Regions from separate parts of the Mus musculus genome. Here all the other regions are linked to region 3. A link is a contact called in ENCODE Hi-C or POLR2A ChIA-PET data. All regions are on one chromosome and are shown on one strand. The core of a region is the stretch at or near the end of the contact, and the rest is flanking DNA. Distances in the headings are between cores, read along the strand shown. Region 1 holds the start of Dnph1 (2'-deoxynucleoside 5'-phosphate N-hydrolase 1). Region 2 holds the start of Gtpbp2 (GTP binding protein 2). Region 3 holds the start of Abcc10 (ATP-binding cassette, sub-family C (CFTR/MRP), member 10).

Region 1 (3,798 bases), core at 397-2,896, 170 kb before region 3:
GCCTCTTCCCCTGTGGTTGAGGGCAAGCTGGTCAGAGATGGTCCCTACCCCAACTCAGTACCTAGTAACTTCTATGTTCTCGCTGCTTCTCAAATCTACCCTGCTCAGAGAGGGGCAGAGAGAGGGAACCCTTGCCCCAGCACCTTCAAAAGCCAGTTCAGGAGAGGAGTCTGTTAAAGGGATGAAGAACAAAACAGCCACAAGAAAAATGCAATCCTGTTCACGGAGGCACGTGTGGGTGGGGCTGGGTGCGTGTGGGGAAAAGGTCTGACTCACCCGGAATCCAAGGGGCGTGTCTGGGGTCAGAGAGCCAGGATCACAGTTTCCAGTTTGAATCAACTCTGCTGTTTAGGACGGTAAGGCTCTGCAGGTGGCAGAGCAGAACCACACTGTCTAAAACTTCTTTTGTGAGCCTGAGGATCATGGCTCATAGCACTAATCCCAGCCCCGGGAGCAGAGGCTGGGGAAATCTGTGAGTTCCAACACAGCCTGGTCTACACTGTAAGTACCATGATGGCCAGGGATATGTAGAGAGACCCTGTCTCAAAAAACAAACTAACAAGTTGTGTGTAGCAGCAGGTGCCTGTAGTTCTAGCACTTGGGCGGTGAAGGCAGGAGGATGGCGAGTTCTAAGGCCATCCTTGGCTACAAGTCTGACGTCACTGTGCGTTTATGACAGCCTGTTTCCAAAATAAAGAAAAGAAAAAGAAAAAGCAAGAAAAGTGACTAGGGGAGAAAACCCAGATTCAAAGGTTTTCTCCAGGCTATCACACTCTGTAGACTGTTTTGTCTCATTTCTTTGAGACAGGGGTTAACTCTGTAGCCCAGGTTGGCCTGGAACTCATCCTACCCTCTGCCTCCAGAGTGCTGACATTGGCGCTGAAGGTGGAGAACTATCAACAAAACACACCATGCGCTAGCCAAGCATAAGCACAAACAGGTTCTTTCCAATCCCCTGGCATTTTTTGCCTACGATTGATTCTTTGTCTTTTAAAAGATTCTCCCAGAATTGCTTTAGAGTCCACAGCTTAGGAGTTTGTTCTTGCATGGGGCAAGGGAGATCTACTTAAAAGTTTTTGGAGCAGAAATACAAGAGTTCTAGGTACAACTTTCCTACTGGAGGAGTGCTTATCCAGACCAGCTTATCAAAGCCTTGCTAGCCCAAAGCTGGGTCTGGGCTGTCACTTGCTTCCAGTGTGCTGGACAGGGACACTTGACCTGCGCATGGAACGTACACATATAATCCAGGACCTTCCATAGCCAGCCGGTCCCCTAACCATTACGAGGTCCTAGTCTGCAGATCCCCTAGCCTCCGGTCTAGCCTGCGGGTCACATGAGCTGCGGGTTCCCCAGGTTGAATGTCTACTAGCCAGTGGGTCTCCTATCCGGCAAGTCCCTAGTCAGCCGGTCCCCTTAGCCTACAGGTCCCCAGCCTGCGAGTCTCCAGCCCGCGTCGCCTCACCACGCGGCTCCAACTCAGCATCAGCCACGTGCTCAGTGAGCACCTTCCCATAGCGCCGCAGCCGGGATACGATCCGCGAATACAGAGCTTGGTCTTCCCGCCCGCCGCGGATGCTCCCGCAGAAGTACACAGAGCATGGAACCAGCTCCCCGGATGCCGCCATCGCCGCGCGCGGGCAACCGCTGCCGCCGCTACCACGTGACCTGGGAAAGCGACTCCCAGAGGTAAGGGGACCTTCTTCAAGCTCGCTCTCTTCCCGGATAGGCTCTTCCCGAGCCAACCCGCTCATTAGTTCTGACTCCTCCCCGTGACCTGCCCCTCCCCAGCTCCTAGCTATTCAAGTAGTTCTGTACGGATCTCAGTGCTCTCAAACTCTGTACGGGATCCATAGGCAACTGTGATTGGCTCTCATTAATCTTTCCAAAATTTAAAAAAGATTGTTAACTTATTTTAAAAATATTTTATTATTCATACATGTATGTAGTGTTTTAATCAAATCTAACCCAGTCTCTCTCTCCCCTCCAATCCATCTTCTATCCCCTACACCAACTTCATTTTTATTTATTATTTAAAATAATTATTATCTTTGATTATTTTATTATTTTATGTGTATAGGTGTTGTGATGGTTTGTTTATCCTTGGGCCAGGGAGTGGCACCATTTGGAGGTGTGGCCTTGTTCAAATAGGTGTGACCTGGTTGGAATAGGTGTGTCACTGTGGGTGTGGGCATAAGATCCTCACCCTAGTTGCCTGGAACTCAGTCTTCCACTAGCAGCCTTTGGATGAAGATGTAGAACTCTCAGCAATGCCTGTGCCATGCCTGCCTGGATACTGCCATGCTCTCACCTTGATGATAATGGACTGAACCTCTGAACCTGTAAGCCAGACCCAATTAAATGTTGTTTTTTATAAGACTTGCCTTGGTCATGGTGTCTGTGCACAGCAGTAAAAGCCTAACTAAGACAGGTGGTTTGCCTGAGTTTATATCTCTACATCATGTGCATGCCTGATGCCCCAAGAAGCCAAAAGAGCACAATGAGCTAACCTGAAACTGGAGTTACAGACACAGTGAGCCACCATGCAGGTGCTGACAATCCAACCTGGGTCCTCTGGAGAGTGGCCAGTGCTGTTAACCACTGAACCATCTCTACAGCTTCCCTCCCTACCCACTGAGCCCATTAGTGCTACCTATGTGTGCACCGGTGTGGAACCATCTACTGGAACAAGTACAGGCAGCCTCTCAGGGTCGTGCCTGCCTCACCAGCTGTTAGCTGTCAGCAACGCTTCAGCTATTGGCATGGGGCCCTTCTCCACACAGGGTAGGGTTTGGACCAGCCTGATCGTGCACGGGCAGTCATAGCTTCTATGAGTTATGTGTGTAACCCCACTGTCATGTCCAGAAACAATGTTTTCATGGCAGTCCCTCTGTCTTTCAACCCACTCTTCCATGGAGATGGCCCATTTACATTCAAACACTCTACAGTCTCCGAGAGACCCTATTAATCTGCAAAAAGAAGCTCTTCTGACGAGGGCTAAGGAATGCTCTAATTGATGGGTACAGAGATATGGAATCGGGCAAGACGGTTACACTTTCTAGAGCCTGACTCCCCACCATTTCCATGGCCACCGCTCTGGCCCTGCCCCTCCCCAGATCTCCCCATTCCAGCTCTTCCTACCACAGTCTGCTAGCCACTCTGAGGAGATGGAGAGCCCCTCAGTGACCCCACCTTAGTTAGGATAAAACCAGGGGGGGCCAGTGGCCCACAAGTTACAGAAGAGCTGTGAAATGCATTATTCTATCAAGGACATGGCCATTGCCGCTGCCACCAGCACTGGTCTTAGGATGGACACCCTGGGTCTACAGAAGAACAAAACTCTCCACAGCCACGCCTGGATGCATGCATGCATGCATGCACAGAGGCCACCACCCTCATCCTCACTGCTAAACTATTTCCTATTGATAGGTTACAGAAAAGGGGATGCTTTCTGCCGTCATCCACTGGGCACCGCACTGAGCTCCACCCATTTGTTGTAACCCAAGGGTCACATAGATGGCCCCTGTTAAACTAAATGGGTTACAAAGCCTACCAACAGGGAGGGGAGAGAGGGAGATGAAAGAGAGTAGGGGGAAGAGAGTAACCAGAAGGCAATACAGGTAGGTATGAAATTGTCAAAGACCTGAACTAAGAGGAAAACTTTGTTAAGGTATGTGAAGTGAAATTCTGCAGAAAAAGCCATTCTTGTGTTAAAGTTTCTCCAAGGATGACTGAATAAGACTTCAGAGAGTCGGAACATTGCAGGTCCACAGCCACATTACCTCAGGCTACCTTTAGTTC
Region 2 (3,733 bases), core at 717-3,216, 170 kb after region 3:
ACTACAAACGCCCCCGAGATAAGAGGCCCAGGTAAGAGAGGAACAGAAGTCCGAAGTTGGGACTTACCCAAACAAACCAGGAAAGCTTAGGGGCAGACTCCATAAAGTGAACTCACTGTGGCTTTTTATGCCCTTTTCATGCCTCAGTGAGGTGAAACCAGGAAACCATCACATAACCTCTTCGAGCAACAGCCACCTTTTGGGCTGTGTGCCACACACACCTGCCCCGCGCCACCCTCCACCCTCCACCCCCTGGACAAAAGGTTATGTATGAGCTTGACTTATATACCGTCTGCCTGGTCTGCCTGCATTTCTGCGCTCCTCCTCTCTGGCCATTTTATTTTTCTCTTTCCCTCTTGGTCATCATGCTGTCTTTAAAGTCCTTAGAGGTGTCTTTATCCATACTGTCAACCACACCATGGAATGCGTAGGAGCTCTTTTCCCATCAACAAAGAAACCTTTCTACTCTTCTGCTGAAGGTGAATAATTAGGATAGCTGACTATAAAGATGGTAGAAAGATAATCTTGGCCAATGGTTCTCAAAGACCATTGTGGTGCTAAGACCACAACATTAGCTTGTAAGAAATGCCAAACAATCAGGCCCGTCTCTCACCCACTGAATCAGAATTCTATGAGCAGGAACAGCAACCTGAATCACTCTGGTGCACACTTAAAAGTCATAATCACCCATTGAAGCTCTTCCCACCTTGGGTTCTCCCATCTTTGTTTTTCAAAACAAGGTTTCTTTGTGGAGCCATGGCTATCCTGTAACTTGCTCTGTAGACCAGGCTGGCCTTGAACTCAGAGATCCCCCTGCCTCTGACTCCCAAGTGATGGGATTTTTTTTTTTTTTACATTATTTTTATTTTACGTGCATTGGTGTTCTGTCTGCATGTATGTGTGTGAGGGCATCAGACTTCCTGGAACTGGAGTTGCAGACCGTTGTGAGCAGCTATGTGGGTGCTGGGAACTGAACTGGGGGTCCTTTGGAAGAACAGACAGTGCTCTTAATCGCTGAGCCATCTCTCCAGAGTGATGGGACTTAAAGGCGAGCCCACTAGCTCCCGACTGGGTTCTCCTATTTTAAGAGGAAGGAAAGTAGTCTTCTCTGCCTTGAGGACTCCCAGAGCGGGTTCGTGCGGACTCTTCTCTGTGTCCACAGCCCCACAGGACAAGGAAAGGGCAGAGGGCTACGTCTAACTGTTCTCTGGTTTAATGTGTGTGGGTACTGAAGAATAGGGAAGGAACACATTGCTCTTGTCCCGGCTACTCCCCTTCTCCCTGTGGATTAAGTTTAGAAAAACGTTGGTTACTCTGCCTGCCCTCTTTTCCCAGTACAGTGTTCCTTCCCCACTCCCAGAGTAAGTAGGGGTTCAGACATCCTCTGCTCTTCTCAAGAGGAAAGGATCCCCGGTTCCCACTAATCCAAAGGTTATGGAGGTGAAAGGGGCAGTCCCTTCCCGAGGTCCTGACACTGAAAAGGATCGTCCAGTCTTGACGATCCCGCTTTGTAGGGGTCTTGGAACAGGAGGAGGGGTTCTCTTCCCCGGTCCTTCCTCCCTTGGGTCTTGACACCGGAAAGGGGGATTGATTTTCTCTCTCCCGCCTCCTTGGAGTCTCGGGGACCGGAAGAGTAGTTCCCCATGGCTCCGCCACTTTTCAGGTGCTCACCTCTGGGGGCAGGTACGGAGGGTTGTTGGCTTTACCTCCTCTGTTCCTTCCGTTCTTCTTCTTCCCCTTTGGGCCCCCGCAACTGCTGCTACCGCCGGCCCCCCGAGCTTTGAGGTTTCCACCCATGGCCGGGCCTCCTCCGGGCCGGCAGCAGCCGCCGAACAGCTCCGATACCCGCGAGTCCATCCGCCGCTGCCACCAGCCCCCCGCCCGACCCCTCCCCCCCGCCACTGCCGCCGCCCCTACTGCCACCGCCGAGTCGGGCCAGCCGGAGGAGAGCGGGGTGTGGCCCACTGTAGGCCACGCCCCTGCCTTCCCTGTCCTCCTAGTCGCGTCAGAAAAAGCCGCAGGGCATCAAGGGATACTGAGTCCGCAGCTATGAGATTTAGTGCTAAAGAATGCGAGTTCGAACTACAATTCCCAAGAGGCATCGCTATGCGAGAGTCACAGGTGGCTTCGGGGGCGAGGGCAGCAAGCGCGCCTTGAGCGCAAAGACTAAGGGGAGTTGTAGTCGGCACCCAGTTTCCCGTACTGCCAGCGGCTTCTCTTCTAGGGGCAGTAGGAAGGCTTTGTGGCCTGAGATTAGGGACAGTAACCGGAGGTGAAGGGCTTATATCAGAATTGAACTGGGTTTGACCTTTCGGCGCTGACCCCAGACAACAAGTTAAAAATCGGGGAGGTTGGATCTGACAGCCTGCTGGCTCCACCTCTGCCTCAGTTTCTTTCCTGACGGCTGGAGTGCTGTCGAGTGAGTCAGGGCAAAAGCTAGGGCGGAGGCAGATGGTAGTTATAGCATAATTAGAGCTGTTATTGTGACGATGATTATGCCACCCTTGCAATATAGTCACTGTTTTATTACTTGGGTGGCACAATCCGGGGGTTGGTTTTAGCAGCCCCAGGCACCGCAGTGGCCAGACACGTGTCCAGGACCCATAAAGCAGCCAGCTGCCTAAGGTTTGGAGGGTGCCTACTGCAAGTATCTCTCCTCCCCTTTGTTTTGAAGTTTAGCCAATCCCGGAAAACAGAATTTGGTTTAAAACTTGTCCGGAGGAGGGGCCTGGCCCCTACTTGGGGCGGAGCTGGGGTTCCAGTTACGTCAACCACCAGGGGGCGGGGAAAGTAGCCAGGAATAGAACTTGTCCTAGGACGCCAGGGGATTGCTGATTTGTCTTTCTAGCCAAGCTGTCTCTCCTGTCCTTCAGAACTCTCAGAGCGACATAAACCAGTATACGGGGCACCAAAGGCTCAGAATGGAGAAGCAGAATTGCTGGGCACAGAGTCAGGACGCCAGGGTTCAAATTCCAGCGCCGTGGCTATCTCATGACTCACAGTACGTCCATTCCCCTCTCTTCACAAACAACCAGGTGTTCACACATAGCCAAGAAATAGAACAGAGTTTGAAAGTTCTCCACGGTACGGTAGGAGCACTTACCTCTGGTGTACTCTGAAGGAGTTCAGACCTGGTTGAGTCCATAACTTCTGCACAGTTCCACATCGAAGGAGACGAGTCTATTGAGCATGCAGTCGCTGTCCACATTGGATAGTTTCCACACCAGCTATATACCAAAAGAACCAAAAGTTGAAAAGCCTTGCAGATCAGCCATTTACCTGGGTCTTCAGTAAAGGAAAGTAGGTGTCTTTTCTGTATGCTATCCTGTATGCTTAAGACCAGGATTGCCAGGAAAAAAAAGTTTTTAGAGATGGAGACTAGAGAATTCAGTGAGACATCTCAAAGGATGGGAATAGAAAGGAAGAGACATCCCCACCCCACCCACACATTATCACCACAAACAGGCCGGGTTCTCTCACCAGCCAGAAACCACTGCACTCAACTGATAACTATTTTTTAAATATCCACGGATCTTCCAGCAGTCACCCTTTAACACACAATTCCATCCCAGCCAATTCTCCTTAATGGATACCTTCCTTTAAGAAAGGGTGGGGCATGATATAACCCATTCTTGAACAGCCTGGCCTACCTACAGAGAGAAGTGAGGGCTGGCAGAGGAGAGAGGCCACAGGATGCCTGCTGGGAGACCAGGGTCCTGGGGAGTGGAGGTGG
Region 3 (4,013 bases), core at 438-2,937:
AGGGAGATCTTCATGTGAGTGGATATTGTGTATCCATGCCTCATCAATAAAGAAAAATGTTCTTCCCCTTGGAGGGGTTTAAGCCATGAATAAGAATTTGAATTCTCAGCCGGGTGTGGTGGCGCACGCCTTTAATCCCAGCACTTGGGAAGCAGAGGCTGGCGAATTTCTGAGTTCAAGGCTAGCCTGGTCTACAGAGTGAGTTCCAGGACAGCCAGGGCTACACAGAGAAACCCTGTCTTGAAAAACAAAAAACAACAAAAAAAAAGATTTTGAATTCATTTCTCTCCCTGTACCTTCTGTCTCTGTTGTCTAATATGTCATTTATCTGTGTACTGTGTGTATGATTAATAAGGGATATATATATATCAGAAAACATGGCATGTGAAAGGAATAAGGACTTTCTTCTAGAAATATTTTTAAATAAATTTAAACAGATTGAATACACAGTAGGGAAACAAGACAGGTACATAATTTTAAATGTCTCAAATCTTTAATTTGGTTTCAAGGTCTTCAGTTTCTGAAGGCAAATATTTTGGGGGGAAAAAAACCCAAACTATTCCCACAACACTGAACACTCTCATGAAGTCAGTACCAATATACACCTTGCAAACATAAAGCTAAAATGAAACTAATCTCATCGCGCTGCTAAAATTGGTGGGTCAGGGTCCGAACCAACATCTATCTGGATAACCAAAAGTTTCCGTTCTTCCCATCACTCTGAAATATTTAGGAATGACTAAGCAAAGCACGTGACCTGAACACTTTTTTTTTAAAGTTTATATGTATGTGTGTGCAGGTGCTTACAGAGACCAAGAAGGCCTTGGATCCCTGGAGCTGGAGCCTTCTTACACGGGTGCTGGAAATCAAATCCAGGTCCTGTGCAAGAGCAGGAAGCACTCTTCTTAATCTTTGAGCCACAGCTTTAGACATAAACATTTTAAGGCCTTGACATAAACATTTTAAATTATACAAATTTCACAATACTTGGGTTGGTATTATCATCTCAATCGAAAAAAAAAAAAGCCAAAAAAAAAAAAAACAAAAAACAAAAAACCAAGGCTCAAGTAAGTTGGATACTTTCAAGATCTTGTAGCCTTAGGATACAGGAATAGCCTTTTGTCCTCAAGCATTCCTCAGCGTGGCAGGCATGTTTGGATTTCCAGCTCTTTAAACGCTGTGCATTTGTCAACTAGTATGCAATAGGTAAGCGAGAGCGAGCGCTCCACGTGCCAGGGTCTTAATGAATTTGCACAAGGACAGGACTGGGTGGGTCACTGCGCAAGCCAAAAGACAGAAACGTGCGCAAACACCATCGCGCTCCCGGGACAGCTCCCCGAGGCAGAGCTGTACGCACGCGCAGAGGCTGGCACGCGTTAGAGCATCCTTACCCCCATGGGCGAAAATAACCAAAAACTGCGAACAGCACCCGTTAACAGGTCTTCCTGCCTCTAGAGGGCCCTAGCATCGTGGCGCAGCACCCTGACCTGGCAGCGCGTCCTTTCTCACCCACAAACACTTGAGATATTAAAACAGCTCAAAGGCGCTTAGGTTTCCAAGTGCGGGAGACAGGAGGGTGAACGTAAGTACCAGGATCTAGAAACTGGCCTGCCCCGGGGACAGCGACTTCCTCTCCAGCCCCGGAAGTACCTCAAGAATGGGCGGGCTCTAGCTCGAAGCGGAAGCAAGGGGCGGTCCCGCCTAGGGGGCGGGGATTCAGCGGGGGACTCAGTCCCCGAGCCTTGTCACTCTTGGCTTCCGCCCGGGTGAGGTGTCTATGGAGGGGCTCCTGGCCCAGCTGTGTGGCACGGACGCGGCGCGGCCGCTCCCGCTGTGGGAAGGGGACACGACGGGCCACTGCTTCACCCAGCTGGTGCTCAGCGCCCTTCCCCACGCGCTCCTCGCCGTCCTCAGTGCCTGCCACTTGGGCACCCCAAGGTGAGACTGCAACGAGGCACCAACTCACATCGCTCCCAGATGTCCCTGGGATTGCGAGGTCTCTGTAGGGCAGAAGCAGAATAAAAGCTGACTGTTCGCACTCAGTTGAGCAAGCCACCTACCTTCTCGGAGTCTCCGCAGTTTTGAGCGGGTTCAATGACACAAGGCGTTTAAACACCGAGTGCGGCGCCTGTCATATCCTTAAAGTTGCCAATGCATCTCTCTTGCAGAGTTTTAAATGTCCTAGTGGAGCTGCCATGAATTGGAGGCAAACTTAGATAAACGTTTTAGCAAAAAAAAAAAAAAAAAAAAAAAAAAAGGATGCTTGTATAGGGCCAGTGGCACGCCACTTCCATCCAGCAAGCCCTGCTATCCCTAGGCTAAAAGCCCATGTAGACTCTGCTGGAGAGAAGCTGTAGGAAGAAGAGTAACGAAATCAAAATCTTAGAACTAACTTGGCTTTGTGTTGTGAGGTGTTGGTGCTACACTCGCCTTGATTTTATATTTAGTTCTTGGATGGCCAAGTTAAGTCCTTCTGTCCCTTTTGCAGAATGAAGCAAAAGCCTAGAAGAGGTTAGTACAGACACCCACAGCAAGCCTGCTCAGGTCAGGCATGTGAAGCCTTTAATCCCAACTCTTGGGAGACAGAGGCAGGTGGATGGATGCCTGTGAGTCCAAGGCCAGCCTGGTCTACAAAGTGAGTTCCAGGCCAGGCAGGGCTAATAAGAGAGCGCCTGTCAAAAAAAAAAAAAAAAAAAAAAAGGGGTGGTCTAGTCTAAGCTTTTCTAGAGGCAGAGGGATCTCAGCTTGGGCCACATGAGAGGGAACAAAAGGAACTAAAGTGTCTAGTTTATAGATAAACATTTTTTAGGACTGCAAAGAGCTTAACAGACTCAGTTGAGTTGTTTTGTGTTGTTGAAATAGGGTGTCATTCTGTATGCCCGGCCTAGAACTCAAGGAGATCTGCCTGCTCCTGCCTTCTAAGTACTGGGATTAAAGAAATATGGCTCCAGCCTCACCCTCTGCTTTTTTGATCAGTTGGTTGATTGATTTTGCCCAACTGTATGACTGTGCACCACTTGGGTGCAATGCCTGAGGAGGCCAGAGGGGAGGGCATCAGATCCCCTGGAATTGGAGTTTCAGACAGCCATGAGCTGCCATGTGAGTGCTGGGAACTGAACCCTTGGTCCTCTGTAAGAGCAGCCAGTGCTCTTAACTGCCCGGCTGTCTCTCTAGCCCCAATTTCATTCTTTTTAAAAATACTGGAAGAGTTTTATGCATAAGAGTGTTCGACAGCAATTATTCATATGTGCTACATGCATGTCGGGTAAAAGATGGCATTGGGTGCCCTGGAACTAGTGTTACAGAGGACAGTGAGCTATCATATGGGTGCTCGGAACTGACCTCAGATCCTCTGCAAGAACATCTCTACCAACCCAGTTTTCTTTTATGTGAACTTGGAAATGCATTCTGATAGTCACTGCTATAACTTTTTTCTCTTTGATTTTTTTTTTTTTTGTAAGACAAAGCTTTGCTATGTAGCCTTGGAAATCTTTTGCATCTCCACCCTACCTGGTCCTGGGATGACAAGTCTGTACCGTCACGACTGACCCTGTGTTTGATTCTCTTTGAGGGGAGAAGGGTGTTGAGATGAGGTATTAAATAGCCCAAATTTGGCTTGAGTTTATGGCCCTCCTGACCCAGCTCCCAACTGCTGATGTTACAGGTGTACTCCACCACACCCAGCCTATATTTGAGATATTTGAGGGTTCCCCCCTCCCCGCCCAGGATCTTACTATATAGCACTGGCTGGCCTAGACCTTGCTAAGTAGACCAGGCTGACCTTGAACTCACAGAGTTCAAACTGACCACTTGCTTCTGCCTCACTAGTGCTGTGATTAAAGGCTGTTTCCATTGTTCAAGTGTATTGTGTGTGTGTGTCCACAAATGCCTGTGGAGTTCAGAAGAGGATAGAGGAGCCTCTGGAGCTGGAGTTGTAGGCAGTTGTGAGCTTTCTGACATGGCTGCTAGGAACTGAACTCAGCTGTCCTTGAGCAGCGAGTGCTCTTAACTAC

Evidence for each region. Hi-C counts contacts between places; a loop is a spot of excess contacts on that map. ChIA-PET counts read pairs that join two places held with the same protein, here RNA polymerase II (POLR2A).
Region 1: POLR2A ChIA-PET joins it to region 3 with 11 read pairs in Patski. The contact joins the promoter of Dnph1 here to the promoter of Abcc10 in region 3. A Hi-C loop is called at or near these places in 1 of 37 maps with a recorded cell type or tissue (v-Abl transformed pro-B cells). POLR2A ChIA-PET finds 5 or more read pairs at or near these places in 2 of 5 experiments (Patski and embryonic stem cell).
Region 2: POLR2A ChIA-PET joins it to region 3 with 12 read pairs in Patski. The contact joins the promoter of Gtpbp2 here to the promoter of Abcc10 in region 3. POLR2A ChIA-PET finds 5 or more read pairs at or near these places in 2 of 5 experiments (Patski and embryonic stem cell).

The regions. Positions count from the first base shown.
Region 1 is chr17:46,494,637-46,498,434 of GRCm38, reverse strand. It overlaps Dnph1 (2'-deoxynucleoside 5'-phosphate N-hydrolase 1), which reads right to left and starts at 1,646. Exons shown (of 4, transcript NM_207161.3): 1 at 1,463-1,646; 2 at 1-10. The coding sequence starts at 1,625.
Region 2 is chr17:46,159,265-46,162,997 of GRCm38, reverse strand. Gtpbp2 (GTP binding protein 2) reads right to left here and starts at 1,966. Exons shown (of 12, transcript NM_019581.3): 1 at 1,672-1,966. The coding sequence starts at 1,857.
Region 3 is chr17:46,325,697-46,329,709 of GRCm38, reverse strand. It overlaps Abcc10 (ATP-binding cassette, sub-family C (CFTR/MRP), member 10), which reads left to right and starts at 1,687. Exons shown (of 21, transcript NM_170680.2): 1 at 1,687-1,938. The coding sequence starts at 1,778.